2 separate regions of the Mus musculus genome follow, and region 2 is linked to region 1. The links are chromatin loops, found by intact Hi-C in ENCODE. Cell type or tissue: heart. All regions are shown on one strand. Links, peaks and the distances in the headings refer to the core of each region. The heading gives the core; the rest is flanking DNA.

Region 1 (16,424 bases), core at 5,143-13,142:
CCCCTTGGGCATTTGCACTTGAGCACACTTGAGCACTTACTCTGTCTCTCTCTCTCTCACACACACTTAAATCTTTAAAAACCAATGTGTGAAGTTATTTTTATGATTGCAAGGAAACCTTAGTGCATGAGGGATCCCACATCTGGAGAGCCTCTTGCAATGTCTGAGTGTATGAGAAGCTGGCAGTGTTACCTCAGCTGTGACTCTTCCACCAGAGTAGCCGGTGTCCAGTATTTCTTGTCCTCAGAACTGTTATCCTCCCCAGAGCCCCAGGAAAGCAGAAGGCAAAGCAGCACAGACCAGAGACCACGTCGCTAGTCGGTAGCAGGGCTGTGACTGGAAACCTGGTGTACTGGCTGGTTTTGTGTCAGCTTGACACAGCTGGAGTTATCACAGAGAAAGGAGCTGCAGTCGAGGAAATGCCTCCATGAGATACAACTGTAAGGCATTTTCTCAATTAGTGATCAAGGGGGAAAGGCCCCTTGTGGGTGGGACCATCTCTGGGCTGGTAGTCTTGGTTCTATAAGAGAGCAGGCTGAGCAAGCCAGGGGAAGCAAGCCAGTAAAGAACATCCCTCCATGGCTTCTGCATCAGCTCCTGCTCCCTGACCTGCTTGAGTTCCAGTCCCGACTTCTTTCAGTGATGAACAGCAATGTGGAAATGTAAGCTGAATAAACCCTTTCCTCCCCAACTGCTTCTTGGTCATGATGTTTGTGCAGGAATAGAAACCCTGATTAAAACACCTGGTTAGTCTTTTCTGGGGCTGACACTTTCCCCTGGGCATTCAACCTCCTCCCAACCCCGTGGTAAAGTAGACTCCTCTCGTAGGAAAGAGCAAACTGAAGGAAGGTCACACTTGCAGGATTTCTGGAAGTTTCTGTGAGCAACCTGCTGAGGGTTGGAGGAGTGTCTCTCTGGTTTTCCCTTCTGGGTTCTTCTCCCACCCTTCTATCCCTTGCCTAGAGTTTATGTAACTCGGCAGCAGGCACTCTTACAGCCCCACTTGGGCTGGGGCCCCTTTATCAGTAAGGAGGCGCATGGCCAGTTAAGTGTGTGAAAGAGAAGAAAAGGAGTGGTGTCTGTCAGGAGGACACAGCTGCTTTCTGGGAGCTTCCACTGACCAAATAAAAGATAGCTCGAACATCGGAGCAGGCAGTCAGTACCCATATAACCCAACAATAAAGACATGCTGATCCATAAATTACAGTTTCACTAATCCCGATGTAAGGAAATTATCTCCCTAAAGCACACACAGTGTCCGCCACTGATGGCGGCCAGGAGGATAGAATGGGAATGGCACAATTCTGCGACTGTTATAGTAATAATTGATTCGGGTGGTCTGACGGTAGTGGCCCACACCTTTAATCCCAGCATTTGGGAGGTAGAGGCAGGCAGATCTCTGCGAGTCCGAGGTCGACTGGTCTACAGATCGAGTTCCAGGACAGCCAGGGCTGTTACACAGAGAAACTATGTCTTAGGAAAAAATCAGAGAAAAATGAAAATAGAGTCAGGAAGAACCTTGAGCTGGAGCATATAGGAGAAAGGCTGATGGGAGAGATGTATTTGTGCAGTGCATATTGACATATACCTTCGCAGATTGTTTATTAAGGGGACAAAGGTAACTTTACAGTGGGAAAGTCTTGGCAGAGAAGTGGCTCAAGTCCACCTGGTAATATGAGACAAACAGGTGTTATCTTGTGCTTTCTGATAGTCGGTCTTGAGAGAGTGCATGGGCCAACAATTCACGGTATCCTGACAGAAATGCATAGCTTGGGGTTGGAACTTGAGGAGAAAGCAGACAAACTCATGCTCAAAACCCTATAAAACAAAGAGCGTGTGTTTTAATCTTTCCAAGCGTAAAGGTCATAGGAGACAGAGAAAGACTTAGAGAGTGTTCTAGAACAAGAGAACAAAACAAACATGACAACAGACGACCCTGCGTTACTGTGGAGAGGAGCGTGGGGTTAGCTACAACAGACGAGGCTGAAAGAGCTGCTGGGGTCTGAACACGGACTGTGGATTCAGGGAATCTGGCCAACCACGAATGGCCTCAGAGCCAAACTACTGGATAGATTTTTGGGTGTTCTCAACAGAAAAGGATGAGTGTGTGAGGCGAAAGGAAGCAGAAACCCACTACGGTTCTCTGAGGGTCAAAAGTTAAACAGAGTGGCTCACGATTAGGTTACTCCAGTTCCCCGGGGATTTGATGTCCTCTGCAGGCAAATCACTCACACACACTGAAAACCAAAAGACAACAAATAACACTCTGAGTTCCAGGCCAGCCTGATCTACATAGCAGTTCCGGGGACGCTGCCTGTGGGTCTTCACTTACCGGAGAGGGGAGGAACTCTTTCAGGCTTCTTCTGTTAAGGGCACTAGTCCCAGTCATGAGGGCTCCATCCTCAGGACCTATGACCTCAGAAATGTCTCCACAATTCAGTGTTAGGCCTCCAGTGTATTTGAGGATATTCAGACTCTTAGATCACAGAAGGGAGAGACAGGGAAATGAATCGGACACATAAGGGTTCTTTGGAAAGTCAGTTGTGTCAGATGATGTTTTTGCTGGGGAAAACATGTGAAGGAGTGTTTTCCTGAAGCAGACACAAGTGAAAGGATGTTCTGCTAAAGCAAGCACATGAAAGGATGTGTGATGAAGGATCCTTTCCTAATGACACACATGTATTGGTTCACCTTACAATGTGTAGCTGAGCTCTGTTTGTCATGACTCCATAGAGAAAAACACACCAAAAACCTTCTGGTGGTACTCTGGAGGCTTCTTGCCACTTCCAAGGACTCAGGCCAAGTGGCAGAGTGATGTCAGATGATGCAGACTCAAGTGGCACTTTGCTGACAGACTCACATGCTGAGGCAAGACCTGTGGACATGTAATGTTTGGAAGGAGTATAAATAGGACCCAATGGACAGTGACAGGGGACTTGCTTGCATAGCTAGCTTTGTAACACTTCTTGGTCTCCTGTCTTCACTGATCTTTGCTTCGTTCAGAGAGGCATGACAGAGAACTTCTGGTGTCCCTGGTGGTCCTAATTACTCCTGATGACTCCTGCCAATTCAGCGGAGGCCTGGCTGTTTCTGCTGGGCTGCGCCACTGCTGCTGATTGGTGTTTGCTGACTGGACTGCTGGCATATTCGTGAAGTATTTGTGAGCGGACCGAGCTGCCGCTGCTGAATCCTGGGAATGAACTGCTGGCTTCTGGCAACGCAGAGGGATTTGCCCCAAAGAACAATTTCTAAACAGATCCCCCGCCCATCCCCCGCCCCTGTATCCTAATAACCTTTCTTTTCCACTACCTCTGGTGGGTGGTGGGCTAGAAGGGAGGTTAAAGCAATTGAGAACCCATATTAAAAGTAGGTTTTGAAAAATTAAAGCTTACAGGGAAATGTTAATCCTGCTTTGTTACCAGTGACCTGGGTGTGAGGTATATGTGTATATAAGTTAAATGGCCTGTGTGCCCTTATCTTTCCTGTCACGTGCCTTTGAATACGGATCTTTTAGGTACAAAGTATCTTCAGGGTCCACTCCCTGGGTGGCCTTCTGAACCCACATCAGGATCTCTGCTTGCCATCAGTGTCATCTTCTGGTCCATCTCTGATGGCAAACTTCACCACAAACTCCAGCCTTTGTATCCTCTCACCTTCTCTAGTCAAGGTCAGTCCTGTGACTCATACGCCCTACCCTGTTGGCCCCGCCATGTTCTGTTTCTAAGAGGTAGAAGTGAGATTTTTTTTTTCCTGATAATGAAACCTGCTAAAAGCTTTGCTTAGGATGGAGAATTGTCAAATTAATCTAATGTTCTTTGATCTGTCTGGAAGGCTTTAAAGGAGAAATGGTTCCTAGATGAGTCCTCCTGTCCGAGACTGGGTTTTGCTGGAGCCGGAACTTCAAGGTTGGTGACGCTAACTGCCTCCCTTCCCCTGCCAGGCAGTGGGGACAGCCGCTCTCCAGAACAAGCAGCAGCTGTTGGGAGTTGGCCTCTCAGACTGTTACAATGTATGAGGTGTTTTCCTTTTTGTCTGCTGATTAGCACCGTAAGAGTGGGGGAGCTGTGCAGTTTGGTTTAGTTCAGATGTCAGTACTCTCAGGGAGGTGATTTTAGCTTCTATGTTTTACTCCCCCTATCCGCTCCCCCACTCGCCCCCACCTCATCAGCCATCCTCTGAGAGCCTAGCAGAAATGAAGCAGCCTCTACCTTCGCCACACCTTCCTTCCCTCCTCCACACCTCCCCTCCTCCACACTGTGTGCAGATGAATAGTTCTAGAGTAAACCACACAGCCTAGACTGACCTGACGGGTGTCCCTCTAATCACAAACAACACAGGGGCACACAAGAATTCCACATGCTTTCTCCCACCTGGGTTCTGCTTTCGCTTCTGCTCTCAGCAGCTGATCTGGACCTTGTGCTTCATGAGCACATCAAAGCCGTGGATCAAAAATCTCAGCTTTTAATGATCGAGATCACAAACTTCTTTGCACCTGTGTCCATCTTTCTGCCACTGATAACAGGAGGCTGCTCTCCTGAAAGGACTGCGTCTTCATCTTCTAATTTCACTGGGCTACTTCCGGTATTCCTTCTCTCTTGCAAAGCAAGAATCGGTTTTGATTCTGTATGAAGCTAAGGGGCTCTACACAAGAAAATGGAATATTTCCCACTTCTAAAACTATGGGCCACACTTCGTATTAAGAGGAACCATCTTAGCCGGGCGTGGTGGCGCACGCCTTTAATCCCAGCACTCGGGAGGCAGAGGCAGGCAGATTTCTGAGTTCGCGGCCAGCCTGGTCTACAGAGTGAGTTCCAGGACAGCCAGGGCTATACAGAGAAACCCTGTCTCAAAATTCCCCCCAACCCCCCCCAAAAAAGAGGAGCCATCTTTGTCAAGGAAAAGCTTGCTAAACCCGACATATAGAGTCAAAGCTGAAGTTTCTTTAGAAATGAATATTGGCAGATCCAAGGCATCAAAGAAGGAAGTGAACTACTTTGAGAGAACCTGGATGGAGTTCCCTAGTTCACCCAAAAGGGAAGAAGGGAACTGCTGAGGTGGCTCAGTGGGTAAAGGTGCTTGCTGCCAAGCCTGCCATCCTGGCTTGGACCCCTGTGACCCATGGGTATAGGAAGAGAACTGACTCCCGCAGGTTGTCCTCTGACCTTAACACACAACAGAAATAAGGGTAACCATTCTTTTAAAGAGAAGAGACTATAATTCCTTGATAATTAGAAAAGTCATTTTAAATTATTTCTAAATATTGGGATGATTCAGCTGTCCGTGGAAACTGGTGAAGGGGCTAAACTCATCACAGCGTTACCTCAGGACAAATCGGAACCCCACAGATAAAAACAGCTAGAGGAATAGAGGAGTGTATTACCTGGTTTAGTGATGCACACCTTTTATCCCAGCCCTCAGGAGACAGAGGCAGGAAGGACTCTGAGTTCAAGGCTAGCCTGGTCTACAGAGTGACTACATATAGAAACTCCATTGTATGGTTTGAAAGAAACAGATGGGGTTATAGAACTATAACTGTGGGCCAGTGCAAGGTTTCAGGTCAGATATTTCAGGCAAAAAAAACCTGAATGGTTCTAAATCTATGGGGTCCTTTCCCTAGGGAAATTGCAGGGGAAAAAAAATAAATCAAAGATACATGAAGAAGGTATCTCATAACCTAATTCCTAACTCAGATTTTATTATTACTCTTTTAAGCTTGTTTCCAGAAAAAGCAGCCCCAGTGGGTGGGAGGAAGAGGAGGGTGCGGAGGATGCAGGGCTAATACACAGATTATGGCAGCCTGGGCTCTAAGCTGGGAATCCACAGTAGATCCTAGGATAGAAAGAACCTGATGTACTGGTACAGGGCTGGTGATAACCAGAATGAAAATGAGTGAGGAATGCACGGGGCAGGGTTCATGGACCGGCCGGGCTGTGGGGGATGGGAGCTCCAGTGTGTCCATATTTATCATCATGCTTCCTCCAAGCCAAGTTTCAGCAGGGTGCTCAATCACTGTGGAAGAAACTTCTGTTGAATTTAGCTCCCTCTTACCCTAAATGGGAGCCAGGGCGTTAGAAAGAATTGTTACCAACATGTTTCCTTTTCTGTTACACAATGCCTGGAAAACCTGACGTTCACTTTGTAAGTGTAACAGTATGTTTTAGAATTTTCTTTTCACACCACTTAAAGAAGACAAATTTAACTGGGTGTTGATGGGGTTTAATCCCAGCACTGGGGTGGTAGAGGCAGGAAGATTTTTGTGAGCTCAGGGCCAGCCTGGTCTATATAGCAAGTTCCAGTCCAACCAGGGCAACATAGGAAGACCTTATCTCAAGATAGCAACAGCAAACCACAAGACTAATTTAATTTACTCTCTTATGTAGAAAACAAACAAGGACTTTTGTACTATGTCCAAATGCTTACTCCGTGAACACAATTTGATTTGTCTACCCTTCAAGCAGGAAGTCCTGCACAGGGGCTGGCTGTTACTGTGGAATTAGTGACTTTCAGGGAGTTAGGTCACCTTGATTTGCTTTTTTCATGTTATTTGTGGTTTTTGCCTTGGGACTTGCACTCCAAGAGTTAGGTCATTTTTTTAAGTTTAACATTTTTAAATGAATTGTTCATCAATTAAGATGATGGCTCAGAACTGCCTGCCATTTCAGCTTCACTGAGATTTGGTGCTCTCTTCTGGGCCTCCTCCCACACACAGGGCACACACACATACACACACACACACACAGGGGGGGGGGGTGGAGAGGAGGGGGGAGGGGGAGAGATGCATTTCTTTACTAAACTGGGTGCTGGGTGTCTGGGCACCAGGATCCATCCCGATCTTCCCACTTACCCCCTCGGCCTTTAACTGTTCCTAACCCTGGGTCTCTCCATTCAGTGTTTTCAGGCATATGATTCTTTTAAATATCTTCACCTCAGATGGTGATGTTTTATTTTGTGCTGGTATTTAAATGGTCATTTCTGGTGGTTCCCACTTTACCCTTGCTTTTGTTTTGCTTTGATTAGTCACACAGTGCGCTAGGAGGTTCCCGTAGCACTTCTTTTTCAGCTTAAGCCGTGTGGCACCGAGTCCTGATGGCATAGCCTCCTCCTCACATCCTCACCCTTGAAAATACCCTTTGTCTGTCTCGCTGAAACTTTTATTTTGACAGTGGTGACAGTTTATGCTTCACGTGGTCTAGGTTGCTTACATTCAATTAGACGTGGGATCAGAGCCAAAGACTTTGAGGGCACAGGGTCTTTCAGGAGAAAAAAAATCATATTGTGTGTGTGTGTGTGTGTATGTGCAAGCATGTACCCTTGTGTGCATGCACATTCACATGTGTATTCCACAGCATTCTTGTAGAAGTCTTTCCTTCCCTGAGTGGGTCTCAGGGATCAAAGAAGTTGTCAGACTTGGTAGCAAGTGCCGATACTCACTGAGCCTTCTCTATCACCAGCCAATAAAATTTTCTTGATAAGCAAGGGATCTGGCAATGACACAGACATGGCTGAAAAGCTGAATCATTTGTTGTTCAGTGATGTGGATATCCTCTTAGTATATCTTTTGTTTATCTCTTTTTAAGAATTCATATCTCTTTTCATGTTCCAGGCTTGTTTTGTTTCAGAAGGATACAGTGTTTAACAGCCAGGGCAGATTTCAGGAAACTGTCACCAAATCTGATTTAATTGAAATTAGGAGATCTTTCAAATATCTTTTCTCTATTAAACCTGCCAGAGTTTAAATAGTATAGTTAGCTAAAACTGTAAGACCCCCGAAGCTGGGCCTCTGCTCAAGTCCCGGGATGAGCTGGCCAGCACCCCAATGACTCGAGAGAAAACCACACCTAATGCAAACTCCTTCCACTGTGCAGGGCAGGGGAGTTCAACCCTTAGCGGTGACAGTAGGGGGCTTTTAACAGCTAGCTGAGGAATTGGGAGGAGTTGGGAGGAGTGGGAGAAGCTGGGCAGAGTTCTGCTCTTTCGGGTGTCCTTGGTGAAATTTATGAGGCAGAAGGAGTGGGGAGTGAGTTCTTTCTGAATTTTTATCTCCGTGTCCTCGGCACAGGAAGCCAGGCAAGTGCCTGGCTGGGTCTTTTACAATTATTACATCTCTAGTTGTAAAGTATAGAAACAAAAAGGCTTTTTGCTAGCTATAGAGAACAAAGAGCTTTTTTCTAGCTGTATTTTTAGAGATCAGGGAAAACAAGCTTGGGGAACGTCCAGGGGCTTTACCTTCCAGGGAGAAACACTCTAAGTTGGGGTCTCACAAAACAAACAAACAAACAAAGATCAATGCTTTCAGCTTGATAGAAGATTTTCCAGGAGTAGGCACTGGGTTGATTTTAAATTTAAATTTCTCCTTTAATTCATTTGACTCTCTTGGAATTAGAAAAGTAGTTCATAGATTCTGAGTAAGGTTAGGCAAACATTAAAAGTATGGATTTTTGGCAGAAGACGTGCAAAATTGTGCAGGAGTGATAGCACCCTCTGGTGGACAGTTTGGGAACCAGCATGCTGTCTGTTGGGTGCATGGGAACAAGCTGCGGGGAAACAGGACCAGGAAGACTCCTCTTCAAAATCTCTGCCTAGCTCTATTTTTCTGTGGCTTTCTAGTGGCAACAAGCAAGAAGCCATAGTCCAGGGGATACAGTATATAGATGCACAATAGGGATGGGTTGTGTGGACTAGTATTGTTTTGCTTATTCCAAATATGAATGCCAGAAGAGTGGGGAAATCAGAAAGACCACTTGCTTCCTGTGGTGATTAGTTAGTTAAGTGGTGCCAAATGCTGGATATGAGGAGAATTGCAGTTAACACAGGGAGAATTTTCTCCTTCTTAGGTGGATGGATTTCAAAAACAATAGGGTAAAATACAAATTAACCTCTTTCTCCCTTCCTTCCTTCCTTCCTTCCTTCCTTCCTTCCTTCCTTCCTTCCTTCCTTTCTTTCTTTCTTTCAAAAAGATTGTACCAAGTAGCCCAGGCTAGACTCAATATCTCAATCCTCTATCTTTATATCTTGAGTGCTAGGATTACAGGGATGCACATCACTTACAACTCTTCCCTCTTCATAAAAAGTGGGCATGTGTTGAGAAGGCCAAAGAGATTATGTTCATACAAGTCTGGCTAAATTAAAAAATAGTGCTAGCTATGAAATTGATATTGTTTCCACACTACTAACCATGTCTCTCGCATCATTAGGACAGTTATTAGTCAACTTGCAGTGAGGTACACATGATAAATATCACCAGGAAGAAGTTCAAAACAGTGTTCAAGCCAGCTTCTAAAAAATACTGTTAAAAATAATAACAATAAGGGCTGGAGAGATGGCTCAGTGGTTAAGAGCACTGACTGCTCCTCCAGAGGTCCTAAGTTCACTTCCCTGCAACCACATGGTGGCTCACAACCATCTGTAAGGCGATCTGACGCCCTCTTCTGGTGGGTCTGAAGACAGCTACAGTGTACTCACATCAAAAAAAAAAAAAAAAAGACAGGCAGGATAGCTCAGGCTTTAACCTTAGCACTCAGGAGGCAGAGGTGGTAAGATTGCCACAAATTAATTTAAGGCTAGCTTGGTGTACAACTGTAACTGTAGATCAGCCAAAGTGTGTGTGTGTGTGTGTGTGTATATATATATACATATATATATATACTTTGAAACTTTTTTTTAAAAGATTTATTTATTTATTTATTATATGTAAGTACACCGTAGCTGTCTTCAGACGCACCAGAAGAGGGCATCAGATCTCATTACGGGTGGTTGTGAGCCACCATGTGGTTGCTGGGATTTGAACTTCAGACCTTCGGAAGAGCAGTCGGGTGCTCTTACCCACTGAGCCATCTCACCAGCCCCTGAAACTTTTTTATTTTACTTTTTTTTTTTTTTTTTTTTTTTTTTTTTTTTTTGAGACAGGATTTCTCTGTGTAGCCCTGGCAGTCCTGAAAGTCATTCTGTAGATCACTCTATGGTCAAACTCATAGAGATCTGCCTACCTCTGCCTCCTTGAGTGCTGAAATTAAAGGTATGGTGCGCCATCACCGTCTGGTTACACTTTGAAAAATTTTAATTCTGAGACATCCTGCAGTGGTCCGAATTAGCTGTCTTAGTCGCTGTTCTATTGCTGTGAATAGACACCATGACCAAGACAGCTCTTATAAATGAAGGCATTGAGTCTTGCTTAGAGTTTCACAGGTTTAGTTCTCTCTCTCTCTCTCTCTCTCTCTCTCTCTCTCTCTCTCCCCCCCCCGTGTGTGTGTGTGTGTGTGTGTGTGTGTATGTGTGTGTGTGTGTGTGTGTGTGTGTGTGTGTGTGTGTATGAGAGAGAGAGAGTGGGGGTGAGGGGGAGCAGATGTGGGCTTTTGAAAAACTCAAAAGCCTACCTCCAACAAGACCATCTCTCTCAAGTCTTACCAAGAATCCCCTCACTCCCTGGCTACTAAGCATTCAAGTATCGGAGCCTGTGGCAACCATTCTTATTCAAACCACCACAGTGTGAGTACTCGTCAAACCTGCAAATGTGACTATTAATAGAAACTCCCCGTCTTGAAAGAGGTATTGGTATTTTGGCTCACTTTGAATTTATTTGAAATGAAATAATTGAGGTTTATAGAGGCTAAAGTCCATGTTGATACTAGAAAAATTTAATTGTATTCTTCCTGAATATCTAACATTGTCTATCAAATCTTCACTTGGTGTACAGACCAATCCCAATGGATAGATCCCTATCTATTAGTTGTTAGCCAGTTGCCATCATAGACCTGGGAAACTATAAAGTCAGTCATGTGGGATATACTGGTCATTCATTATCAACCCGACTGGATTTAGAATCACCATGGAAACACATCTCTGAGTGTGTGTGAGGCTGTTTTCCAGAAGGGTGTAACTGAGGTAAGAACAACATGGACACATCACCATCATACATAGTGAGGCATTGGATCAAATAAAAAGGAGAAAATAAATTTGGCACCCTTTTCATTCCTTTATTCTAATTTCAGATAATGTGTAACTAGCAACTTTGTTGCCAGGCCTTCTGGACTGTGGGGGCCGTATTCCCTAGAACCCTAAACCCAAATAAATCCTTCATCTTTGATGTTGCTGCTTGCAGGTATTTGGTCACAGCAACAAATAAATTACACATTTAAAAACTGTGGTTTATCTGAAATTTAAACTTAATGGAGCACGTCCTCTCCCCACTCCACCTCCTGATTTCCCTGGAGGCATTTGCAAGATCTTAAGCTGTATTTTGATTGTCACAATTAGGGATAATGGTGTTACAGGCACTTTTGTGGACCGTATGGGGGTACTACTAAACGTTTTACATCCTCCGGGCAAATAATTGTTTGCTCTAAAATATAAATAAGCAGAGAAACAGAGAACAAAAAGGCCACGGTCTTTCAGGGCTCCTGGGAGAGAGACAGTGCAATTGTCTAAGTTCATCTTCAGTTTGGGTTAGAGGGGGGGCAATGTCCAGGCCTGGAGACAGGATGCCAGTGCCCAGAGTTCCTACGGCAGCGGATGAAGTAGCGAGGTCGAGAAGGTGGCGTGTGGCTAGTCCTGCGTGTGGACTGTGCCGCACTAGGCGGCTAGGAGCGCTTCAGACAGACAGACACCTACCCCTGCCTCAGAAAAGACCGCTGAGCTACTAAGACTACCAGGCTCCACAACACACAGAAGCCGCCCGAGGCTAAGGCGTCCTTCTCTCCTAGCAACGCGCGGGGACGGAAGTGGCTGCGGCGCCACGCCCCCTGCGCCTGCGCACAGGCGCGGCCTGCTGACGTGGACCGGGCTGCGGGGCCGAGCCCGGCGCCGAGGAGAGCAGCCGCGGCCGCTGTGCTGGCAGAGCGGCGAGCGAGGCGGGGATGGCGGCGCGGCTCGCTTTGCGCGGGGGACCCGGGGCTGCCGGCCAGCGCCCATGGCTGCTGCTGGCGCCGCTGCTGCTGGTCCCGCTGCTGGCGCGGCCCGCCGAGGCCCTGGTGGAAGGGCTGTACTGCGGCACGCGCGACTGCTACGAGGTGCTGGGCGTGAGCCGCTCGGCCAGCAAGGCGGAGATCGCGCGGGCCTACCGTCAGCTGGCCCGGCGCTACCACCCAGATCGCTACCGGCCCGAGCCCGGGGACGGCCCCGGGGGCGCGCCGCCGAGCGCCGAGGCTTTCCTGCTAGTGGCGACCGCCTACGAGACGCTCAAGGTGAGGCTCGCGGGCGCTGATGGGTGGCTGGGGATTTGGGTCTCCTAGCCGGGTGATCAGGTCCTCTACGACCCCAGCACACTGCTGCCGCCTGGACTTTTAGGAGGTCCACGTTTCCCACGTGGCCGTGGAATGAGCCACCTTGGCCCGCTAGCCAGCATGGCCACCTCCTCGAGGACAGTTTTGGAGGACAGCCAGTTCTGTTTTTGGACAGTTGTTATGCAAAGCTTTGCACTTATTTTATTTTTGGTGTAAAAAGCATTCTGGTTACTTGAGGTGCATGCTCGGAAAGCAGGGTGATTGTCAGTGCTAGGATCTGAGATAGGACATAGAACAGAAAAGTCTGAAATACTGAGTATTAACAACTGATCATGCCAATTTGATAGGACAGAAGTTTGGCCTCTGGGATAATGTCAATAATGACATTTATCTAGAAGCGCGCGCACACACACACACACACACACACACACAAACAGCGAACTATCAGTCCGAAAACTGGACTGTGACTTTTGGCTCTGACAACTCCTGAGTGACCTTGGATAGTTGTTTCTGACTTGGGGCAGAAGATTGAGAATTCCTAGTAGGAAAATAATTTTTGGACGTGTGTAGTGATCTGACAAAGGCTTTATTGCCTGCTGTGCATGTAGGAGGATTTAGCTTGACCCCCTTTTCTTTGATTACTGCAGTATATGTAAAAAAAAAAATCACCTGTTATGTCATGCTTGAGGGAGGTATTTCTGTTTCAAGAGCCCCATCGGAAGACTGCAGCGTCAGTCATAGCCGTGTTTCCATCATAGCTGTGTCTCTTTCCTAGGTTTTTGTTGTTGTTGTTGTTTTGTTTTCCAGCCTTCTTGTAATGACTACTTTGGATAGCTGTATTACCATTAATGGTGGATTAGTCCTCCAGATTAGCTTTACAGAGTTGGCAATTCGGAGTCAAATTCCCTTTCTTTCAGGCTTAGAGCAGTTTGATGTTTGGAGCTATTAAGACTGTACTTCACTGACTAAATTCTCACCAGCTAGTGAGAGTACAGTTTTTGTTGGCACTCAGTTGAGGTATGGGCGAGCAGTTAGAAAGAAATTTGAAGGCTTAGTCCCCATTATTAGAGGAATGAGTGATTGAGAGAACAGGCTTCAAAAAAACCAGAAAGAACTTGCTCCCCCTGGAACCACTCAGCACATGAACCCCAAACTGTTTGCTGAGGAACGTGTGGTTCTATGCTGCCCGACCTTCCAAGGGCCTCGAGGTGCACTGGGGGCTCTGCTGAGAGAGCCAGGACAGATAGGAGCAGAAGTGCTGGCAACTGTCGCCTTCGCCTAGGTTTTGTGGGGCAAGAGATGGGTGGGTAGGTTTGGCGGGGGAATGGTAAAGGTGTTCATAAGAACTTTGAGAACAAGTGCCAGGACTAAAGTGTAGTGCCAGCAGATGACATTCTCAATGGAAGTACTCCTAGGACTCAAAATAGTTATGCTATTTTCTTAGGGACACTGTTTCCAAAGTCTAATCTGGTTGTTTTGGTTGTTTGGTTGTTTTGGTTTGTTGCTTCTAAAGGTTTCTACTCTAAAGTTTAGAACTGATTTATCAGAAAATAAAAAAGCTAGGTAAAACAATGTGTCCACTCAAGGCCAAGGGGCTTCTAGGCAGTTATAAAGTGTGTTGTCTGGCATGGTGGTGCACGCCTTTAATCCCAGCATTTGGGAGCCAGGGGCAGGTGGATCTCTTGAGTTTGAGGCCAGCCTGTTCTACAAAGCAAGTTCCTGGATAATTGGGCTACACAGAGAAACCCTGTCTCCAAATACATACATACCACCACCAACCTTCCCCCTCTCCTCCCAAATACCTAGAGTTCCTAGAGAAAGTAACATTTTACTTGACTCTGACAAGGTGTTTGTAGTAGCTCAGAACACTCAGAACACTCAGAACACTTCCCAGCAGGGAACTAGAAACTTGTGGAGTTTGGCACTGGAGGAGAAGGCCCTGGGGAGTGTTCTAGCCCCAGCTCCCAAGCCGAACTACGTCAAGATACAGCAGAACTCTGAAAATACCTGTTTAGAATTTAGATCTGAACATAGCTTCAGCTTCTCAATGGAGTACTGATAAGCTCGTCTCTGCTCTTTATATTGCCTTCAGCTGGAAAAGGACGTTAAAAGCTGTGGTGTCAAAGACAAATAGGTTGCCTGATTTGTGTTTCTGTTGTAATGGAGAACTGAGAAAGTTGCCTAAGAATAACACTTCTGAGTAATGCAAAGACTTAATAAAGATGCCATCCAGTTTGTAGGACGGGCTGATCTTCCAGTTATTCTACGGAGGTCATGCAGATATAATCACTGTTTGTTTGTATCATATCTTTAGTGTGGAAGAAGGATTTGTGGGGGAGAAGAAATATAGATGAACTTTACTAGGAACTGGTCAGGTAGACTGGTAGGGGAAATTGAGGTCCAGGGGCTCTGGACTCTAGGATAAAAAAATGGCACCCAGAAGCCTGTCCCTAAATGTTGAGCATAAGTACATCTTCCACATGGGAACTGCATTCGTGTTTGACGTCAGTGGACTTGTGGTTCTGTGCTCATATTGAGAGCAAGGGGAGCAAGGTGGGCTTTGTTTTTGTTTTGCTTTGTTTTTTGTTTTTGTATTAAAAATAAGTACAATTAATGAGACAAGAAGGTAAGACCCGTGGTCATTACTAATTTAGGAACAAGTGAGTCCGACTGTGCATGAGGAGATTGAGGGAAACCCAGAGAAGGGGTGGGTGATGGAGGGAGGGCAGAGGCCGTCCATGTGCAGATGCTATGCAAGGTTACACTTGGTTCCTGTTAGCAAGGCCGTTCTGGGTCACGACATGACTCCAGACAGTTGTGATCTCACACAGTGAGTGTGATGTGGTGTGCTTTTATGGCTGTTGGGAATTGAGAGAAATCCTAGACTTTGGAAGAAAGTGGACTCACTGGCTCAGTCAGCGCCGAGTCTCCTGGGGTGGAACACTCTAGTCTGGCCGTGGGAACTGCTGTGGCTATAGCACTTATCACACTGAGTGTAAATTTCAGGAACCCTTCCTTCTCTTGCACTAAACATGCCCCTTTGTCATGTGTATCCACAGGACCTAGCACAATGTCTGGCACATCAGATAGTGAATATTAGTTAAACTCTCATTTGGAGACAGTTGGGACAGGATGGAAATTAGAACTGTTCCCGCTGTTTGACTCAAACTGTGATTTTAGAGTAGTACAAATAATATGAACTGGACGGCTGGGAGTGAAGCAGCCTGCAGGAGAGGAGACCTGTGCTTCCCACTTTCATTGTTTTTAGGGCTTTAAAATGAGAGCAAAAATAACTGTGAATGTAGGTAAAAATTGGATTAAAAAACCAAAACCAGGAGATAGCGCAGAGTGAGCAGATGCAGGAACAGCCAGAAAAGATTCAGTTAACAGTTATGGTCGGTAAGAGATGAAGACGTAGACGCGGACAACGTTTCACAACCCGACAAGAACATAGGAAAGGTCACAGCAATATTCTGCTGTGAAGGTTATCTGATTAAAAGTTAGAGCGTGTAAAGAGATTAGATCTGTCTTGGAATGGAGGCTTCACCAGAACAATGCTTGTTTTTCTTTTTGTCAGTGGCTGAGGTGGCAGAACTCCTAGCACTTAGAGAGAATTTGGCAAAAGGAGGATCTTGCGCTCCCTGCCCTGTGCTGTGACTCACTGCAGGTTTCTTACCAGATTTCTGACTGTCCTTTCCTGAGCTGACAGGAGGTGCTAGTGGGGAGGCAGTGGAGGTACAGCTCTCTCTCCCTGTTTTTTGGTTTTGTTTTTAAACCAAGAATTGAATTTTGTATATGAGCTATATACCCAGAACTTTTTCTTTTCTTTTCTTTTCTTTTCTTTTCTTTTCTTTTCTTTTCTTTTCTTTTCTTTTCTTTCTTTCTTTTTCTTTTTTCTTTTTTCTTTTTTCTTTTTTCCCTAGATAAGGTCTTACTATGTAACTTTGGCTATCCTGAAACTCTATGCAGACAAGATTGGCCTTGAACTCACAGAGATTCTACTACCTCCACCTCTTCATTAAAGGCTGTGCCACTCTGTTGGTCTAGATTATTTATTTATTTTGGTTTGGCTTGGTTTGGAGTCAGGGCTTTCTATAGCTTAGGCTGGCAAGCCTCAAACTCTCTTTGTAGCTGAGGGTGACCTTGAACTCCTTATGCCTTGGCCTCCCGAGGGTTGGGTTTACAGGCTGTTCCATGACACACAAC
Region 2 (16,424 bases), core at 3,139-11,138, 190 kb after region 1:
GGGCAGACCACTCCTGTGAATCCAGATGTGGGTGATACAGCTGGTCAGAACCTTGCTGCTCCAAATAGGATCTGTATAGCAGGTTGTGTGCACAGCCAGGGTGCTTATTAAAAATTCAGACTCGCGGGCTCCACTCCAGGTTCACTGAATTGCAATTTGCATTTTGCCAAGATGCCTGGCCCATGCATGCACACATTAAGATCTCAGAACCTGGTCTGGAACAGCAGCAAGGAGGACGGAGGAGCCAAAGTGAACTCCAAGGGATCCCAGTGGCAGAGCAGCCAAGTCATTGAAATAAGACACTTCTTTTCCTCACCCTTCACACATTCAAATTACAAGCAGTCTGGCCTATTTATTAGCAATGCAGCCTCATGTAAATTATTTACCTCCTCTTTGCCTCATTAATAGAGCTCTGTTGTCACTACAAATCCAGTGCAAACCTGCTAATTGCTATTCTTTTTTTTTTTATGTATATGAGTACACTGTAGTTGTCCTCAGACACACCTGAAGAGGACACCAGATCCCATTACAGATGGTTTTCAGCCACCATGTATGTGGTTGGTTGCTGGGAATTGAACTCAGGACCTCTGGAAGAGCAGTCAGTGCTCTTAACCGCTGAGCCATCTCTCCAGCCCTTGTTTTTAACTTATAATAAAGTGGAATTGCTGTTTTTAATCTCCATACCCTGGATGTTAAGTTTTCCTAACTAGTACAGATAGTATTTACTCTTTTTTTTTTAAAAAAATATTTTATTTATTTTTAGAGTCTGGGTGTCTTGTCACACTAGTTGACTTTGAACTTGGCTTGTAGCTGATGGTTTCTCAATTCTTTTTTTTTTAAGATTTATTTATTTATTTATTTATTTATTTATTTATTTACAGTGTATACACTGTAGCTGTCATCAGACACTCCAGAAGAGGGCATTTTTGTTATGGATGGTTGTGAGCCACCATGTGGTTGCTGGGATTTGAACTCAGGACCTTTGGAAGAGCAGTCAGTGCTCTTAACCGCGGAGCCATCTCTCCAGTCCAGTATTTACTCTTTATAGATGGCTTCTTTCATTCAATATTATGCCTATGCTGAAAGACGGATTGAAGAAAGAGAGACTGCAGGATGAGTCTGGGCTTCTCAAACAGCAGAGGGTTCAGCCTCTCCAGCACTGAACACTGACAGCTTCCTAGAAACTCTTTTTATTGCTAAACAAAATGCACTTTTAGCAAGTCAATTTCTATATCAGACTTCTTATCCGATATAGGGGTTGTTTTGACAGACCCATCATCTAAGCATTTATGCCCTGAGAATCCTTTAGAAAAACAAAATCCCCTTAACAATCCCTGACAAACCCCGGCAGTGGTGGCACACACCTTTAATCCCAGCATTTCGGAGGCAGAGGCAGGTGGATTTCTGAGTTAGGCCAGCCTGCTCTGCAGAGTGAGTTCCAGGACAGCTAAGGCTACACAGAGAAATCCTGTTTCAAAAAAATACCAACAAACAAACAAATAAACAAACAACCCCCCCAACCAAAACAACAATCACTGACCAAGACTACTTCAAAGCATGGGAGCAGCCATCACTCCAGAATTCATGCCAGACATGATGGTTCTGCTAAAATTTTGGTTCATTCATTCATTCACACTTGCAGGAGCTCTCAGCCAGGCAATGCATGTTTTAACCCCAGTATTAGGAAGCAGAGGCAGGCAGATCTCTGAGTTCAAGGCCAGCCTAAGACAGTAAGTTCCAGGACAACCAAGGTTACACAGAGAAACCTTGTATCAAAACCAGCAAACAAGCAGGCTCTCAGGTTGTTGCTATGTATTAGGAAGTGTATGCATGTATATATGTATGTATGTATGTATGTATGCATGTATGTTTGTGTGTGTGTGATAATACAACACTCCAGCTTATTTTATAGATAAGAGCACTGAAGTAACTGACTTTTTCATGTCATGTGGCAAACAAGTAGAAGAACTAAAAATTAAACCCAGTCTGGTTTTCAAGGTACTTTTACTTAATTGGTAGAGTGCTTAAACCCAAATTGAGTTTATCTCAACAGCCTTTGCTCTTTAATGAGAGTTAAATGTGGCTGATTGTGGTGGCATAGGCCTTTAATCTGAGTGCATGAGAGGCAAAAGCAGGCAGATTTCTCTGCTTTTCAGGCCAGCTAGGCTGTATACATAGGGCTTTTAAGATCAGCCAGGAGCACACAATGAGACCTTGGCTTTAAAAAAAAAAATCATATTTTAATTACATTTTAGTAATTCTTTTTTTTTAGTTTTTTTAATTAATTTTTTTGAATTCTTTTTTTTATTAGCAATTCTTTGAAGTAATAAAATAGGAAGTAGAACTTATATACCAGGTGCTATTTTTTAAATATTAATTATAAATATTAAATATAAAATATTGTTATAGCAGTCATGGAATATTTGATAAGAGGCCAAAAAGATTAAATGAAGTAACTTTATGAAATGAATTAATTGAATGAATTAATTAAATGAATCTAGTAATTGAAATGAATGAAATGCTAAAAAGAAAGACCACAATGTTTGAATTGCCAATGCATCTTAGTGTCTCTGTCAATATATTTCACTGCATTTAAAATGTTAAAACTAATACGTATATAATATTGTTTGCCAAACAATAATTGATTCAATTAATTCATTTCAATATACTCACTTTAGAGAGCAAGCAACGGGTAGAAGGATCAAGAGTGTGCTGCTGTCTCTCAAGAGTGCTTTCTTGCACCAGGTATAGTAGCTTATGGCTGTAATCCTGGTAACTCCAAAAGTTGAAGCACGATGGCCAGTGGGTCAAGACCAGGAGCTGGGGAGATGGCTGAGCGGGTGAAGGGCCCTGAGGACTTGAATTCAGATCCTTAAAACTTAGGTGAAACTCTGGCAGCAGCAGTTAGGGTCTATAAGCCCAGTGCCGGGTGAGGATGACCAGGGGTTTGAACACGGGAGGACCACCCGCCGTCTATCTAACACTGTAATCTTCAGGTTCAGTGAGAGACCTTGTCTCTCAATCAATCAATCAATAAGATGGAAAAGATGATAAACTGTTTCTCTGCTGGTGAATGAATATATTCAAGGCACATTAGATTATATTAAATGCAGGTTTATTGGGAAGCTGCTCTCCGGCAAGTTACTGGCCCCAAGGAAGGAGGCCAGGGAAGTCACCATGGGAATTAGGGAGAGAGCACCCAAACAGAGAAAGAAGAGTAGGAGAAGAAGAGAGAGGAGGGAGAGGAAACCAAAATGTCTGGATTATATAGGGAAGAGCCTCTGGGGGAAGGGCAGCCCAGCTGGCAGGCTGGAAAGTATAGGATTGGGGGCAGGGTGTGCCAAGTAGGGACTAGGGGATGCTGGGAGAACCTGAAAGCCAGGTTTGCTTTGACCTGTAAAATATATACCTTAGTCCCTTGTCCTGGGGTCCAAAACCAAACAAGGGTGACTGAAGAAAACACCAGATGTTAACATCCAGCCCCTCCACAAACACTGACACAAACAAGCACACTCTTGTACACACACACACACACACACACACACACCACACACACACACACACACACACCACACACACACCACACACACACATACACACACACATACACACACACCACATACCACACACCACACACACACACACACACACACACACACACACACACACACACAATTTTTGAAAAGTGTTTTCTGCTCAAACTAACTTAGGAAAATACCAATACATGTGTAGGAAATAGGAGACGTAACTAAGCAGTAAAGAACACATATTAAAGTTCTGACCTAGCAAACTGTGGGTTAGCAAAATACATTGTAAGATCAAATATGAAAACTTTAAAAGTAAGTAAAATAAAGCAGTTTTTAGCTTGGTGTTCAGATAAGAGCAGAGGAGCTGAACAGGATTTGAACTCCAGTGACCTGTGGGCACTCCCCTAGACCACACCCACTAAACAACCAGCGGTTTATCAAAGGACCAAACAAAGGTATGCTAATCACCCCAGCTGCACCAACATACACCACTTTTCTAATTCCAATTAGAATATATATATATAATTTCTCTTGTCAAGTAGAATCAGTATTTTTTTTCTGTTTTTGAAAACTTCATTTGAACAACATACGTTTTTGAAACTTCAAATGAAACTTCAAATGTACTCAGTGTCTAGGAAGTAATTTTTCCGCACGTAAGTTTGGAAAGCTTTTCTAAGGATGAAAATTCACAACAGACGTCTTAAAACAGTAACAGTAAGGAACCAATTACTGCTACCATTCTTTAGGGTTGGTTTTTGAAGACCAGGTTTGACTGAGTGTAACCCAGGTCAGCCTCTCACCATCTTCCTGCCTCTGACTCTCAAATACAAGGGTTACAAGCGTGCACCACAGTCCCAGCTCTGAACTGTGATTTTAAGGATGTTTATTGAAATATTAAAAGAAAAAAAAAAACAATGCTGACAAAGATAGGAGATGTAGTCAGTGAGCGCTGGAATGCAATGAGTGCTGTTTATCCACAGGTGGGTTTTCTGATGGTCGTCCCTGTTTGACCAGGCAAAGTCACACATCAGTCCTTTGAGTCCATGCTGGGATTAGACTAAAGGCCTTGAGACTGCCAAGCAGGTGATCTGACCCTGAGCTATACCTCTAGGGCTTGTATATCTTTACTCACTTCTCTGAATTAATTTTGTGGGAGGGACGAGGGAGATGATTGATGTCTTTTTCTCTTTTTAAAAAATACTTTTTAAAAACTTAAGAACAAAGAAGAATTCTGAGCAAACTTATTTGTGGCTTTTGTCAATGTAGAATAGTTCATTTATGCACTGAACAAAATATTTTAGTGCTTACAAGGTAGAGTTAGTGGATCTCATTGATCTTAGTTCAGACTTTCACAGCATTTCCTGTTACATATATTTACATAATTCATAATACCTAAGTCATGAGACATGATGTGAGTTACCTATTTGAATATATTTAATACATATGTTTATATAGTATACTACATAGCATATGTGTGTGGAGCATTCACTATTTTAAAATGTCTTTTAGAGTAGTTTTAAGTTCACAGCCAAACTGAGCAGAAAATCCTGCTTTCCCACACATCCCACTATATCCCTCTCCAGGACTTCTCTACTGTCAAAATCACACACTCGTGTGACACATTTGTTACAATCAATGAAGCAGCACATCGTTACCACCCAAAGTCACACTTAGTACTAACATTCACTCTTGGTGTACTTTCCCATCCATGACAAGTGTATGTCATCGACCACGTGGATCATACACAACAATTGGCAATCGCTGGAATCTTTTGTTTTTTACTTTGCCATTCTCAGAGTATCAATGTTGACATTATAAAGTATGTTGACTTTTTAGATTGGTGAATGAGAAATTTCTTTAAAGATGATATTTTCCTTGTGCTGGAGGGATGGCTCAACGGTTAAGGGCACTGGCTGATCTTCCAAACCTGTGCAAAGCAAGATCTACTTGGTACTCACAACCATCTGTAACTCTAGTTCTGGGGAAATCAGATGGGGGAATCAGACGCCCTCTTCTGTTCTCCATGGATACTGCATGTCCGTCCTACCAGGGTCTTTTTGAAAGATTAACAAGTGCTCTAATAGCTGAGCCAGCCATCTTTCCAGCCCCTAGAGCTCTGGTTGGAAAGCCAGGTTTGAGCAGACTAAATTTAACCAGATGAAGTGCAACAAAGTTGATCATTATTCACTTATACCCAGTTACACCAACTTTCTTTGTCCTTTCTGTGTTACCCACCATACTGCATGGAATCCTTTGCTGTAAAGGTCTAGGAAAGATTTGGAAAAAATGAAAAATGCTACAAAATGCTCAAATTGAGAAATTCATATCCTTGACCAAGTTCAAGGAAGTATTGAGAACACACAGCATTGTTTTGTATATGACTAGCAAACACATTTTAAGAAAAAGAAACCTGGCCTATTATTTTTATTTGTAAGATGTCACTGAGTGTGAGATGCATTTCCATTTTGGATTCTTGAAAATAATGGATTATTGAAAATGTGTTAAGAATGCTTTAAAAGTGGGCCTTAGAATTGATTAATCACAATCGTGGCATTTAAAACCCTGTGCTATTATTTCTATGTATGGATTCCATCCTGCTGTAACTCTATTAACCAGTAACTCTCAACAACTGGAAATTAATTTCGAAGCATGGTTCTTTCCCACTGATTTTTCACCAGTAGAACAAAGGACACTGCAAACCTTAAGGATTTTTTTTTTTTCCTTTTTCTTTTTTCGAGACAGAGTTTCTCTGTGTAGCCCTGGCTGTCCTGGAACTCTGTAGACCAGGCTGGCCTCGAACTCAGAAATCTGCCTGTCTCTGCTTCCCAAGTGCTGGGATTAAAGGTGTATGTCACCACTGCCCGTCATTTTTGGATTATTTTTTAAAAGTAACTTGAATAATAAACAGTTTAAACACAGAACAATTGTAAACAATATAGATGTATCCAGGCTGAAGAAACAAATGGAAACATTTACTACTAGCTTCTCCCAGTTGCGACTTAAAGTTAGAATACTCTTGTTTTTCCACCACAGGGATTCATTGAATTTGCCCAGCCTGGCCTGGAACCTGTGTGTTCAAGTTCAGGTAATTCTCCTGCTTCAGTCCCAGAAGTAACTGGGCTACATACAGGCTTCTCACACAGCCTAGCCTTCATTTCCCCATTTTCAGTATCGTGCACATGCATAATTAAACGTTTTAGTAATAGCAACATTTAACAGCTTTTTAAAAATGGAGTAACGTAATTTAACCCAGTATGACTAAAATCTATCATCCCAGCAAATAATACAAGATTTATGAATGAGATGGTTTGTCAGCGGTGTACTGGCAACACTTAACAGCCTAGCACTGCTCGAACTAGCTACATTTCCATAACTCTCTTGGCTACATCTTAGCCAAATTACACTCAGCTGCCCTAGAGAACGCACAATCTTGCGCGAATTCAGCATCAAGCGATTCTTCCAATTCTGAGTTTGGGGATTCCTTAAATAACACAGTCTCTTGGCTCCTCCGGATTTGGCCAAGATAAAGTGTAGAGGCGGCGCGTGCTGCTTAGAGACAGTGCAGGGGGGGGGGGGACCGCGGGCGCGGGCGGCGGCAGCGGTTGGTAGCTGCCGGGCGGCGAGCACGCGGGGGCAGCTCCACCCGTGGGCGCGCGGGCCGGCACCGAGGCGCGAGGGCGCCGCCCCGGGGGCGGGGGCACGGGCACCGGGCTCCAGAGGGCGGGGCAGGGCGGACCGCATCGTGCCGGGATTCGGACGCCGGCAGAGAGCACGGACCAGAACGCAGAGCCGCGGCGAGCGAAAGGGACGACGGCGACGGCGGCGGCGGCGGCGGCGGCGGCGGCGGCGGCAGCGGCAGCCCAAGGGTCTGGACCACGGGAGCCCGAGCGCGCGGCAACGGCCGCCTAGAGCGCGCAGCGCGGTCAGCCTGCGCTCGCAGCACACCAGCGCGCGCACGCTAAGGGGTGCGCGGTGCCGAGCGCGCGCCGAGTGGCCGGGGGCGCGCAGGCCCTGCCCGCCCCTTCCGTCCTCACGCCCGCCGCCCCGCCGGCCCTTCCTCTCCCACCTTCCACTCGCGGCCCGCGCCCCGCACCCGGCGGCCCCCGCGTCCTCCTCCCGCGGCAGCGCTGTCCGCGGCGGCCGGAGCGGGCCGGGCCGGGCCAGCGGGCCGGGGGATGGCGCTGCTGGACCTGGCCCAGGAGGGAATGGCCTTGTTCGGCTTCGTGCTCTTCGTGGTGCTGTGGCTGATGCATTTCATGTCCATCATCTACACGTGAGTTGGAGGGTCGGGGCCTCGGGGACGAGCTGGACTGGCAGGCGTGTGTGCGGTGGAGGGTAGCGTTTTGCGGGGATAGAGAAAGCTGATCCCCAAACGGCCCCCTAAATCGGTCTCCTTGGGGCGGTGCGACGCGGGGTCCTGGAAAGGGAATCGCGCTGGAGTCGCGACCCGACTCCTGGGTTGCAGGCGACTACCGAGCTCTAGGAGAGGAGCCTGCTTCTCTGTCTGGTGGAGGGTTGTCTACTTGGTTTGATTGTGTAGGAGATTCGTGTGATTTTTCTTCCCATCTGGGCGAGGATGTATGGTGTATTGTGAGGTTTTCCGCTCCCTCCGCGCCGGCCACGTCTCTATTATGGAGATGGTCCTTTACACTCTTCCGGGAGCTGATCACCACCACCCCAGGCTTCCCAGTGGATTACCTCCTTCCTAGAAGAGCTATGTGTTTAGCTAGGTGTGTAGCACCTGCCCGCCTTGAAGAAGGTCCGTCTCCGAGCCAGTGTTATAAAGCATCGAGTCCTGTCAGCGTGGCATTTCAGTATCATGTCTTTATTTATCTTTTTTCCAAGTCTTTATGTATTGGCTTGTTTGGAGTTACATCCTTAATCTGTTTTCCACACACATCTCTTCATTTGGCAGGTACCTCCTAAGGCCTACTAGATACCACCTGGAGTTGGGCTGGGGACATAGGTGAGAAAGCAGGACAAAACTCCTGCCCTCATGAAGCTTACATTCTAGAAGGATGAAACATGATAAAAATCTAAATAAGGTTATTCCCTATAAAGCTCATGACTAAAACAGAACAGAGTGAAGGGGCGGAGAGAGACATGACATAGGTGGCTGAGTTTTGATCCATCAATGAAATGTCTTTAAAATGAAGCCTGTTTAAATGTGTAGAGATGAACTCACTTGGCATTTTAGCCTGAAAGAGGAGGGAGGAAATTTATTTTTATTTATTTATTTATTTATTTTAAACTACCAGATAGGGATAGGCTAGAATAGGCTGTATGTTAATGAAAAACAGGGAAGGACGTTAGGCAGTTACTTTTTTTTTCCACTATAGAAAACATGTGCTTTTCTCCGATTGGTGTGCCATTTCCTGACGCCGAGAAAGACAACACCTGTATAAGATAAGCAGACAGGGTTTTGTGGGGTTTTTTTTGAAAGTGAAAGAAAACATACCCCGTTTGGAATTTAGAAATGTAAGCAGTATTCATTTTAACTACATGGGCTCTTTAAAAAGCAATAGTTATTTTATCAGGAATTTAGACAGTACAGAAAGGAATAAAGAAGATAGTTATAACATACTAAAACGTTACCTTGTTAACCATTTTTGCCTACCTTCCCAATTAGGTATATATATATCAGGCAGAAGAGGAGAGAGGAGATTGTACCATGTCATGACTGTTGTTCCATGGCCTGCTTTAAAATCTCCCCTACTGACTAAATGGTGTTTGATAAGCAGTACAGGGCACTGTTCTAGGTGCTAGAAGTTAAGCATGAAGAACCAAACACCCCAAGGCTGTTGCTTGTCGGGAGCTGCCTGCAAAGCAACCTGACTATTGTTTTTCTCCTATCAACAAATGTGTGAGCTCTCTCCATTAGTGTAGGAAGATGCATGGCATTTTGGCTTCTGAGCTTTTAATATTCATTTATTGTTTTTGGTAGGCAATTCAGTTGATTTAAGCAACACTTAAAAAGAAACAGTTATATTTGTATTTCTTAGCTTTTTCCTGTGCTGGGAACCAAACCCAGGGCCTTCTGTATTTTGGGCAAGTGCTTCATCCCTAAGATATATTGCTAGTTCCTGTGATGAATTCTTTTTTTTTTTTTCCCTCGAGACAGGTTTTCTCTGTATAGCCCTGGCTGTCCTGGAACTCACTTTGTAGACCAGGCTGGCCTCGAACTCAGAAATCCGCCTGCCTCTGCCTCTGGAGTGCTGGGATTAAAGGCGTGCGTCACCATGCCCCTGCTCTGTGATGAATTCTTATACATGCATCTCTTTAAATCACATTTCTTAGGGGGAAAAAGTATTGGACCAGAAATGATACATCTTTTAATCTTTGTTACAATGTTGCCTTATAAAATGTGATAGCTATTCCTAGTCCTGGCCGTCAGGTGATGGGTATTTCCCTGTTCTGTGTTCCTTATTCTTCACTATTTCTTCTGTTTTGATTTTCATCCATGTAGTTATTGGTTCCACTAAGTTGCTTTTCAGATATGTATATGATAATTTCATTTAGTCATAAATTATGTGGCTATAGTCTTTTGCTTATACTGCAGTCTATTACCAAGCTCCTGTGCTTTTGTGGAGGTAACTCCTATGTTAATCTGTCACATGCTGTTGCTTCTCCTGTCTATTTTATTGTCTCTCACCTTGAAGCTAGACAAGTGTTCTGCTTTATGTTCCCTTTTATCGTCTGCATTTCCAAGTATTGTATATATTAATTATATGTTTGTTAGTCTGTTTTCTTCTACTGTTGTGAATTTTCCCTTTTAATTTTCACATACTACACTGTGATTTTTCTCAGCATTTTTCTTAATTTTATTTTTTTATTGTTTTTGGTTTTTGGTTTTTGGTTTTTCGAGACAGGGTTTCTCTGTGTAGTCCTGGCTGTCCTGGCTGTCCTGGAACTCGCTCTGTAGACCAGGCTGGCCTCAAACTCAGAGATCCACCTGTCTCTGCCTCCCGAGTGCTGGGATTAAAGGCGTGCGCCACCACCAACCGGCTCTCAGCATTTTTCTTTGTTATATAACGAGATCTAGAGCCCTAGTTAATAATCCTTTTCTGAGATAGGGTCTTACTAGGTAGCTCAGCTTATCCTGGAACTCATAATGTAAACCAGGCTGACCTTGAACTCACGGAGATCCATCTGTCTTTGCCAGGGTTCTAGAATTAAAATCGTGTGCCAACCATGCCTAGTTATAATTTTACATTTTGGAGCATAGTACAAATATTAGCTTTGTTGAAGTGCTGTAAAAAAAGCTTTGTAATAATTATTATTTTTTTTAATACTCCAGGGTGTTACCTTTAAATGTTAAAACATTGTGTGTGTGTGTGTGTGTGTGTGTGTGTGTGTGTGTGTGTGTGTTACAACTTCACAAACAACCTGCAAGAGTTAGTTCAATTTTTTCCCTTATACCATGAGGGGGCTCGGGGCTGGGGATTGAACTCAGGTTATCAGGCCTGGTGACAAGCACCTTTACCTACTGAGCCATATCTCCTGCCTCAATGTTACCCTTTTTATACACATAAGAGCATATTCTGGGTTGAGAGTGCTGGCACACAGGCAGGTAGATTTCTGAATTCACGGCCAGCGCGGTCTTCATAGTGGGTCTCAAGGCCAGCGTGGTCTTCATAGTGGGTTCTTCTAGGACAGCCAGAGTTGCATAATGGAGAGATCCTGTCTCAAAACACCAAAATCAAACGAAAGAAAAAAATTTCCTGGAAAGAGATGTGCAAATCAAACACCCAAAGTGTCTAGATCTCATTGTATAACAAAGAAAATACTGAGGAGGAAAGTCACAGTGTAGGATGTGAAAATTAAAAAGGAAAATTCACAACAGTAGAAGGAAACAGACTAACATATATAATTAACATATATAATACTTGGTGCATATCTGTAATCTTAGCACTTAAGGCTGAGACAGGAGGATTGCAGTGAAGGCTAGCCTAAGGAATATTATAAGACCCTGTGTCACAAAAACAAAAACTTTAAGGCAAATAACTAGCAGTCAAATTTGTATATAGATTCAGCCGTACTCTTCCTGAAGTTTCTGATATTTGTTTGATAAGCTAGTTAGTTTCTCTCTCTCTCTCTCTCTCTCTCGTTTCTTTCTTTCTTTGCAGTCTGGTCTCATTGTCACTTTTTTTTTATGTATGGTTTCATTAAAAAAAAAATCGTTTCCTAGTTTGATGGGAATTGTTTTCAGGTGGAGAACAAGGTTGTTGTTGTTGTTGCTGTTTTGCTTGCCCTCTCCTAACTGGACATGTAAAATTGCAGTTGAGTCTCAGCATTTAACAAAGTTAAAAAACTATGGAAATAGTATTTTGTTTAAAATGCTGTGCAGAATCATCTTTATTTTATTAAAAGGATGTATTTTCTGAGTATATGTTCTGTCTGCATCTCGGCTGTCCTTTTAAGACAAAGATGTAAGCAGATGTTGGTGCCCTCTCCCTGAAAACTCGTGCTTGCCGCTGGCTGACGAGCAGTTGCCAGGCTTCTAAACACCTAGCTTTGTATTGGGTGTCAGGTCAGCAGGAGGGCCAGCTCCCAACTGTTAGAGAAGCATGAGCAGCATCAATACGCAATAAAAATGTATCAATGGCACCTGCTGAATCCGTTCTAGTGTATCTTCTTCTAGTTAGAGAAAAGTCTTGGCCCATGTTTTCAACAGTGGAGCTAACCTTTGATTAATACATTGACTGTCTCTTACTCAATAAAGTTATTTGTTCTGATTTCACAATTCCCATAAGCACCCCTCCCCCCAATAAAGGGTGGTTGTCTATAAAATGGAAACAGGTGTTTCCCATGTTTTGAATTGGTCTCTACTGATGGATATCTATCTCTACCACCCACTTTGTTCCTCTCTAACTTTAATACCAAATGGAGACACAGGCATTTCACAGTATTATTTTAGATGGCAGATATTTATGGGAAGGGTCTTATTTCCCCGATTTTTGATTTTCCAAAAATAGCAGGTGATTATAGTCTCAAGCAGTCAGTGTGAGCTAAGTGGTCTTTATGGGTTACTTTGTTTTTCCTTTTGTCAGAGTGAGTTTGGTTTCCTAGTTGGGAACTGAAATGAAGACATACAAAGGTCTGAAAGCAGTTGTCTTCTTCCCCTGGAGGCATGTGGAAGCCATCCTTTGGGATGGTTGATCTCTCCCCATGCATTCTTGTTCTCTCTTCTTCCTTCTCCGTGTACTGCTTGTCTTTCCCCTCTCTGTGGGTGCTCTACTGATGAGCATTAGACACTCATTTTTGGTTAGCTGATTGGAAGTGACAGGCCAGCATGGGAATAGTGCTTTTAAAAAATTTATTTACCTTTATGGGTATGTTTACTTTTATGGGTATTTTGCCTGCATGTATGTTTACTTAGCACGTGTATCACTGGTGCTCGTAAAGGCCAGAGGGACTGGTGTTACAGTCTTTTTTAATTTTCTGGTGTGTGTGTGCGTGTCCGTGTGTGTCCGTGTCCCTGGCTGTCCTGGAAAGCATGCTCTGTAGTGCACGCTGACCTTGAACTCCGGAGACCTGCCTGCCTCTGCTTCCCTAGTGCTGGGACCAAAGTGATGATCCTAGAGAGAGTGAAAAATACAAATGATAACCCAGCTTTACTGTTCAGTAGTGGCTGTCTTAATGGTTGTCCTCTGCTCCCCACACAGTTGGTTCCATTCATCTTCATATCTCCCTTTCTGCTTCACTTTTCATATTGTAAGCTAGTTATCATTTGGAAATCCTGGGTCATGTGCTTCAAATCTTACGTGACTCCCAATGCCTTCAGGTTAAACTCAGCCTCTTGACACAGGTCACTGGGAGTGGAGCCAGGACCCTGCCCCTTTTCTTCAATGGCATTGGTTACTGCGGTCCTCGCAAGGTGCACTATTTTGTCTCCAGGGTTATCGCGCCTTCCTTCCCTTTCCCCTTCCTTGCCCCTTTTCTCTCTCTCTCTTTAAAACATTTTTTTTTTCTTTTTACTAATTCAAGACTTGCGTTTTGTGAGTGCTTTGGAGTGTCACTTCTCATGTCTTCCTGGGGCTTGGGAGACATTACTCATTGAAGCAGAGTGATTTTTCTCTTTCCTGTGTACATTGTAAGTTTTTGAGGATACAGATATTGACTCATTTACCACTGTGTTTTCAGGATCTACTAAGCATTAAATCACTACTTGTTTAATGAATGTGTGATCTTTTGAGTTTCTCTAATAGCTGTACACACATACACACAAACATACATTGGTTTCATGTAATACGTAAAGTTATATATATGTCATATATATTATATAATGGATACATAGCCGTTATTTCCATCTCTCTGGTGGTAACTGCGGTTTAAGGCAAATGGTCAAAATTTGGGATGTATTTATTGGACATAGTTTTTTTTTTTAAATAAAGTTGAACCAAGTGAAATCTTGTTCTCACTTTGTCTAAACCAGTTGTAGGTGAAATAGGAACTGATTACATCAGTCAGTCTGTTTACATCAGTCTGTTAAAGATTTCCTAAGGAATCAGTTGTCTTGCTAAAAAATAATTTTACATTCAGTTCTGCCCTTTGGTGAATGCAGAGCCCAGGGCTAGCCAGGGTTGGCTTACAAATATAAATGCCACAGAGGGTCCCTCTTCTCTCTCCATCCACAGTGTTTTCAGATACTGAATAATTTAAAGGCTAGGGTCTGCTTTGAATGGGAATTGTGTACAAATAGGGAATGGTTCATTACTTCTGGTGGCTTTTGCCTTCATGGTATGTTGTGTATTTTTTAGCATTATCTGGTAGGTCCTTCTTATGAGCTCCCTTTGTTGGTAGCCATCAGTAAAGCATCACTGTCAGTTTCCTGTGGACCAAGTTAATTGTAGCTTCACCAGAGGGTTAGTTTTGTTTGTTTGTTTGTGAGGCTGGTATTGAGATCTCCTGCTGGCTGACTCTTTTACATTCTGTGATATTCGAGTCCATTGTCCATTGGGACACTTTGTGCTTTCCTATACGGTTAGCTAGCTCCCTGTTATCTCTCTTTCTCACCGGAACCTGGTGTCAGCAAAGTTACAGTTGCACTAAGATAGGCTTGAGCGGCTGTGAAGCACATTCAGATGCCCATCTCGAAATGCTAAGAGCTCCGTGGCAATAACATGAGTCACGACCCGACCCACACTGATCATAAACACAGCAACAGCCTTCCAGAGTCCAATTATGTGTGGCAGTGATGGCGGCCACTAATCGTTGGGGATAACTGTCATGGGCAAGCTGATCCCACAGTCAGCCCAGTTTGATGTGAAATATTAACAAGCACAGTGTGGAACACGGGGGAGAAATTCTGGCCTTGGAGCACTTGGTTTATTGGAATCACACAGCACAACTTATAAAACAAAAAACAAAACAAAACAGAAGGAGCATAGTCTGGAGCTATGAAGCCAGGTGACCTTTGCCCTGGAAGGCTATATACTCTGGGAAGCAAAGGAGGTGTCTCGCCTTGTTTAAGATTAGTCTGCCATCCCCCCACCCCACCCCCCAGGGCTGCTCCCTCTCTTCTGGGCTTCTATCCTGCCACAGCTTAGCCCAAACAAAATTGCAAGGGGTGGGGGTGGGGGGACATCAAGTCAGAGCTGTTGGTGAGTAAGTCTGAAAGATGGGAAGGCACAGAGGATGGGTTACAACCAGGAAAGCCTCAACTGTGCTTGCCAGAGACTTGGATGTCAGGGTGAGGCCGACATTCAGAAGCCCCCCTCAGTCGGGGGGAGTTGGGGATCAGGTCGAAGCACATGGAGCTTCCTGCAGAAGTCTCCTCCTGCCACCCCTTCCCCTGCTGCTCTGAAGAGACCCACTCTAGTTCAGTGGAGAAGGTGGGACTCCAAAGGCTGTTCCTTCTTTCTGCCCATGGCGTTTGGACTCTACTCCAGCTTCACTGCCCTGCAGCTAGCAGGGCCAGCCTTGCCCACGGCGCTTATAAATACCTCCCTTCCTGGCCTTGACAGTGGCCTTGCCTCAATAACCTGAATGCCTTTGTTATTGTTTGAAGGTGACACTAGCTCCCAGTTGGAAGCTTTAGTCTGGAAATAATTTCTCTTGAAAAAGTATACCTTTTTTTTTTTTTTTTTTTTTAGAAAATTTACTGCATTTAATAGCTCCCAAATTGCCCACTTAAGTTTGCTCAATAAAGAGTGAAACCAAAGCCACTGCCTAACTGTATAATAGGACCATTCACTCCGTGCTCAGTGTATTCTTGAAGTTGTAATAAAAGCTGATTTATGAATATTGAATGGATATATTTGTTAAAAGGGGAGATACTTCACTAGAAAAAGAATATTGTTAAGAAGCTAGGGCCAGGGCTGGTGAGATGGCTCAGTGGGTAAGAGCACCCGACTGCTCTTCCGAAGGTCAGGAGTTCAAATCCCAGCAACCACATGGTGGCTCACAACCATCCGTAACGAGATCTGACTCCCTCTTCTGGAGTGTCTGAGGACAGCTGCAGTGTACTTACATATAATAAATAAATAAATAAATAAATCTTAAAAAAAAAAAAAAAAAGATTGTTTAAAAAAAAAAAAAAAAAAAAAAAAAAAAAAAAGAAGCTAGGGCCATGCAGTGGTGATACACACCTTTAATCCCAGTACTCTGGAGATAGAGACAGGTTGAACTATGAGTTCAAGACCAGCCTGGTCTATAGAGTGAGTTCCTGGACAGCCAGGGCTATACTGAGAAACCCTGTCTCTGAAAAGCGAAAAAAATATTATTAAAATCTGTATCAGAGCGCATACTTCCCCTAACAAGAGCTAGCCTTCCAGGTATTACAGTAGTCGTGGAGAGGGGCGCTCACCTCAAGGGCAGTAGAAAGCTGGTGGGTAGTCTCTGCTCCTGAGGACTGTACTAGACTGTACTATGCAGTCTTTCTCTCTCTCCATATCC

Evidence for each region. Hi-C counts contacts between places; a loop is a spot of excess contacts. Peaks named below come from ENCODE experiments on the same cell type or tissue, not always from the same donor. Only the 100,000 strongest peaks of a DNase experiment are listed, where the experiment ranks them.
Region 2: it touches region 1 in a loop (2.0-fold over the local background); 2 of 42 quality-filtered maps call a loop at or near these places.

What each region holds. Positions count from the first base shown.
Region 1 is chr4:58,991,379-59,007,802 of GRCm38, forward strand. It overlaps Dnajc25 (DnaJ heat shock protein family (Hsp40) member C25), which reads left to right and starts at 11,815. Exons shown (of 4, transcript NM_001033165.3): 1 at 11,815-12,179. The coding sequence starts at 11,853. In heart, for the core only: CTCF peaks have their summits at 8,486 (motif pointing left) and 9,430 (motif pointing left); a DNase peak (open chromatin) is centred at 11,753; H3K4me3 peaks cover 1,850 bases; H3K27ac peaks cover 1,242 bases.
Region 2 is chr4:59,181,942-59,198,365 of GRCm38, forward strand. Ugcg (UDP-glucose ceramide glucosyltransferase) reads left to right here and starts at 7,609. Exons shown (of 9, transcript NM_011673.3): 1 at 7,609-7,800. The coding sequence starts at 7,703. In heart, for the core only: a CTCF peak has its summit at 5,549 (motif pointing left); DNase peaks (open chromatin) are centred at 7,390 and 7,490; H3K4me3 peaks cover 2,931 bases; H3K27ac peaks cover 2,116 bases.